2 separate regions of the Homo sapiens genome follow, and region 1 is linked to region 2. A link is a loop called in an ENCODE intact Hi-C map of the cell type or tissue named here. Cell type or tissue: CD4-positive, alpha-beta T cell. All regions are shown on one strand.

Region 1 (2,500 bases), 260 kb before region 2:
ACTGTAAAAAGGTCAGAGAAGAAAGATCTGGAAGCTGATCAGAGATAGAAGAGAGGATCTGAAAGAGGATTCAGAGGGAGCTGGAGAGGCCATTTAATTCATTCTCCCCAAAGGAGAATCATGTTTGGAGGAAGGGACTGGGGAGAATGACTGGCTTTCCAAGCTAGGTACTGGATTTTTCCCAGAGTTTTCCAAAGGACTGGACAGCATGAGGTCTGGGAGGCCTGGACCCCACATAGGTCCACATAGACAGACGGTCACACCAGAGAAGCACATTGTGTCAACACAGCTGTGCATGTGCTCCAGGTCACCCGGGAAAGGCCGCAGGGGCCAGAGTGGGGGACGCGGTGACCAGTTAGGGCTGCACATACACAGAACAGGTCTGCCTGCCTCCAAACATGCCCACAACTCATCATAAGGTCTCCATAAGCCCTTGCTAAGATGATCCTCATTGTCAAGTTCAGCAGCAGCATCATTGTCATCCCAACAGCAAAGACTTACTGGCTACTTACTTCAAACCAGGCCCCATGCTCAGCATTTACAGACATGGCCTCATTCATCTTCTCAACAATTGTAGGAGCTAGGTACTCTTATTATACCCGCGTTACAGATAAGCAAACTGAGGCTTAGAAAAAGTTGAATAAATGACTTGTCCAAGGTCATACAACAGGTAAGTGAGTGCGAGTCCAGGTAGTTCTAAGCCACACTGAAAACTAAGTTCAGTTACCCCCTCTACTGCCTTAATAGCCCCTTATTGATATGGCAGCGCTCTACAGTGTTATGATTTATAAGGCTCTTCTACAACCATCATCTCTTTTGACTCTCACATAATATTGATAGGCTGGTATTGCCCCATTTTACAGTGGAGAAAAATGAGTCCCAGAGAAGGGAAGTAAATTGCACATGGCCATTTGGACGGCAAGGAGCAGAGGCACTGGCAGTTCTCCTGACCCGTCCCATCCTCCCATTAGCATGGCTGTATGTAAGGGAGGGCAGCCAGGCCAGGTGGAGGAGGCAGGCCTGAGGCTGCAAGAGGTCATAGCCAGGCGCGGTGGCTCACACCTGTAATCCCAGCACTTTGGGAGGCCAAGGCGGGTGGATCACGAGGTCAGGAGATCGAGACCATCCTGGCTAACACAGTGAAACCCCATCTCTACTAAAAATATAAAAAAATTAGTCGGGCATGGTGGCGGGCGCCTGTAGTCCCAGCTACTCAGGAGGCTGAGGCAGGAGAATGGCGTGAACCCGGGAGGCGGAGGTTGCAGTGAGCCGAGATCACGCCACTGCACTCCAGGCTGGGTGACAGAGCGAGACTCCGTCTCAAAAAAAAAAAAAAAAAAAAAAAAAAAGGTCAGCGTCATGGTGCTAGGGCACTGCTGAGTGGGAGGGAGGGAATTTTGCCCGAAAGGGGGCAGCAGCTGTCTGAAAAAGAAGGGAGGGAGATGAGAAGGCTTTGCTGTCTTCGGATGCTCCCAGATCTGGTATTGCCGTTAGACCACTCCTCATGCCATTCTCAGGAAGCCCGGAGTGGGAGCAGGGGGCCCAGGCAGACGCAGACCACAGCCTTATTGTGAAGGCTCATCTTCCTCCCAGCCAGGCTCATGTCCCAGGAGAAGAGCAGTGGCCACGCCAAGCCTTCAGGCTTTGACAGAAATGGTGGCAGCTGCACGGCCCCTATTAATCTCCAGGAGGCCAAAGAGAGTATGTTTTGGAAGTCACCTCCAGGCTGGCTCCCGCCTGCCCTCCCCTTGTAAACTCTACAAACATCCAGGAGATAAAAGAGGGGATCTCTCAGAGGCAGAACACAAAGCTCTTCAAAGAACACTTTCAGTCAAAAATAGGGAGAGGAGAGAGGTCTTTCTCTCGGAGGGAATGTATTTATATACCCCTGTGGGGGCGCACATCCGCCCCATGCCACAGCCGGGCACATGGGATGCGTGGAGCACTCTCTGCTTCCCTTCACCTGTCCTTTTCTTTCTCCGGAGACCTACCCTGTGGCTCTAATGGTCCCAGCTTTTTCTGGTTTTCCATCCCCCCTGGGTTACGATTTTAGACCTGCCTTCCCCAGATGGCCCCTTCCTGAATTTCTTTCCCTAAAATCAAATGTCCCTGCTAGCTGCTGCTCTTCACTGACGAGTCTGGTCATCAGTTTCCTCCTCAGAGCGTTCAATACTGCTGACCGCCATCATCCACTTAAGCAAAGTGGGGACCACTCATGTAAGCGCTGTCTCTTCTAGTCAGGCACATTAAAGCAGGGGATTTGACAGCTGGAAAGGAGCTTAGAGAGCCTCTGCTTGAACCCTTTCATTTTACAGTTGAGGACACTATTCCAGACGGTGGAATAATTTGCCTAAGGTCGTGATGAGGTTGTGGCCCACAAGTGACAAGAGTCAGGGCTGCTTTTTGGTTTAAAATGTTAAAACTTTGGGAGGCCAAGGCAGGTGGATCACCTGAGGTCAGGAGTTCGAGACCAGCCTGGCCAACATGGTGAAACCCCGTC
Region 2 (2,500 bases):
TGGCACTGCAATCCAGCCTGGACAACAGAATGAGATTTTTGTCTCAAAAAAGGAGAACACCCCCACAATCTCAGTGACTTAACAAAGGTTTCTTTCTTACTCACACAAGTCGCCCCTGCTTTCATTGTCATCCTGGAATGGAAGTTGCTGGAGGCTTTATTATCCTTCAATGTTGTCAGCTCAATGTGTGGCTTCAAGATTCACCTTTGCAAGGGAAGACAGCCTGGAGAATCCCACCGTAGCTCTTCCGTGCTTCTGCCTGAAGTGACACATATCGCTTCTGTTCCCACTTCATTGGTCAATGACAGCCAGATGGCTGTAACTGACTTTTAGAGATGAGGAAGCACAAACATCCCGTGTGCCTGGAAGGCAGAAGAACTGGAAATCAGTGGTGATGGTGCTCACATTGCCTTTGAGTCCGTCACTTCTATCTGGATTAAAGAGAAATACTTCTACAGAACTGAAAACAAACGGGCCCTTTAGTTGACTTCCTGGAAGGCAGAAGAACTGAGAGATGATCCTGACTCTTCCACTAATTCTCTACTTGAAACACAAATTATTACATGCCTCAATACCTTAATTTTCCTCTAGGTAACATAAGAACATGAAGCTTCTTTTCATATGTTCTTATGTCACAAAGTGGCACTAGACACTTGAACTGGGGAACCCCACCCACTCTCCTACCCCCTCGAACCCAATCCCTTCTCTTTTTACAAAGAGAAGCCATATGATAGTATATGTTAAGATAACTTCAGAGCATTGCCTTTTCCTGCTGCTCTAAAAGATTTACTTGCGGGGTGAAGGGGTGAGAAAGTGCATGCTTAGCAAAGGTTGAAAACGAAGTTAATTGGGAATCTTATTGACTTGGTATTTGTTTGATATCAAAAGAAACATCTTGGGGTCTGACATTTGTGACCACTGGGAATTCTGTAATTAGTTTCTCAACCAGTAGTAGGTATGTATTCTACTCAAAATTCTAACGACAAAACTTGAGAGCGCTAATTGTTTAACATTGTCTAATATTCTAGCTATTTTTAGAACCATTTGACATTTAGTGGGAGCTTGAAATCTAATAAAATTTCTTTCAACCAGAGGAATTAAGTAATTATCAAAAGACAATCATGAAGGGCTAGGGTAATAAAAAATTACTTCTTTACTAATTCTGAATTAATTTACCATCCACCCTGTTTTGAACTTCCCAGCCTTTCTCCTAAAACTCAGGGGATCTCTACAGCTTGTACTTCATTGCAATTTGGGCCTGTTTAGAAGACCATGATGATATTTTGCAGTGCCCCATACGCTGACATCTGCAGCACAGTCCAGTGAAAAAGGAAATGAAACAGCGCCCTCTAGTGTCTGCTGTTTATTTTTGCATGAAGCTCAAATGTGTATTGAACCACACCAATCGAATTATGATTCCGGTCCCCCGCCCCACTACCACCCTGAAACCTTAGACGCAGGACATTATGAGAATATAGCTTTAGAAAACACATCAAATGCCAAGGACGTTTTCTGGAGAACAGTATGGGATTTATTTTTATGCATACCGTACGCATTACTCCAGGAAATACCAGCACTTGGCATCCCATGCAAATTTTGCCCTTAATATCCGTTTCTCTAATGTGTTGACAAAAATAGCTGTCAAGAAAAATTAAGTACCTCTTTAAGATGTTGAGAAATAAACAATCTGATCAAGAAAAACCCATGCAATATTTAGTGGTCTTTTCCCCCCAGCAGAATGTGAAATACTTTCACATGCACCTACAGCACAACGGCAATAACTCTGTTCTGACTAATGGAAGGCTCTGTTTGTGATGGTTTAATTATGTTTGCTGAAATACGACTCTCATATAAGACAACATCTCCATGGCAGAGGGACAGATCTCTGTGTCTATAGATAGAAATAAAATACAAAAGACTCATCATTCCATGAAGAACTCAGCAATCAAATTCTATTTGCTAAGGAAACAAATGGAGGAAGAATGTTCACTGTACATTTCGTTGTGTGTTTCTGTTTGCATCTAGCCTCTAGGTTAGCTGTTGTTTTGTTCAGTAGCATAAGATACTGATGGTGAAATAATTTTGAAATTAAGATAGTCTCCTATTGGACGAAATAACAATCCCTTACACAAATGTAGCATCTTTCATAACAAATGCTTTGCCACTGTATTTAATATTGTTCAGTCCTAGATCATGCTGCATTCTGACAGAGAAATTAGAGGAAAAGTACTAAGTTGAAGTTATATATATCCAAAAGTACTAACTAAAGAAGAACATAAACCTACTCATATATGTATGCTTTTATGTGTAGGTTTATTTAATAATTTTTAACTTCTAATGAGACATATTAGAATGATAGTGACCTTTTGAGCCTTTTAAGAACAAACAAACTTAGAATTCTTTATTTTCTCCCCCTAACTTTTGAATTCCTTTGTGGAATACTTTAGGGTACAAAAATCCACCGATATTGCCCTATTTTAATTGGGCAAAAATACATTAT

What was found. Hi-C counts contacts between places; a loop is a spot of excess contacts. Peaks named below come from ENCODE experiments on the same cell type or tissue, not always from the same donor. Only the 100,000 strongest peaks of a DNase experiment are listed, where the experiment ranks them.
Region 1: a loop joins it to region 2, with 12 times the contacts of the local background. A loop is called at or near these places in 30 of 110 quality-filtered maps.

The regions. Positions count from the first base shown.
Region 1 is chr11:120,932,883-120,935,382 of GRCh38, forward strand. All of the region lies in intron 13 of GRIK4 (glutamate ionotropic receptor kainate type subunit 4), which reads left to right. Among named protein-coding and RNA genes, the nearest start is that of TBCEL, 90 kb to the right of the region's middle. RefSeq lists an enhancer at 1,238-1,532. In CD4-positive, alpha-beta T cell, no CTCF peak of the experiment used is centred here; a DNase peak (open chromatin) is centred at 1,409; H3K27me3 peaks cover 276 bases.
Region 2 is chr11:121,193,567-121,196,066 of GRCh38, forward strand. No RefSeq gene overlaps it. Among named protein-coding and RNA genes, the nearest start is that of TECTA, 94 kb to the left of the region's middle. In CD4-positive, alpha-beta T cell, CTCF peaks have their summits at 1,347 (motif pointing left) and 1,549; a DNase peak (open chromatin) is centred at 1,345.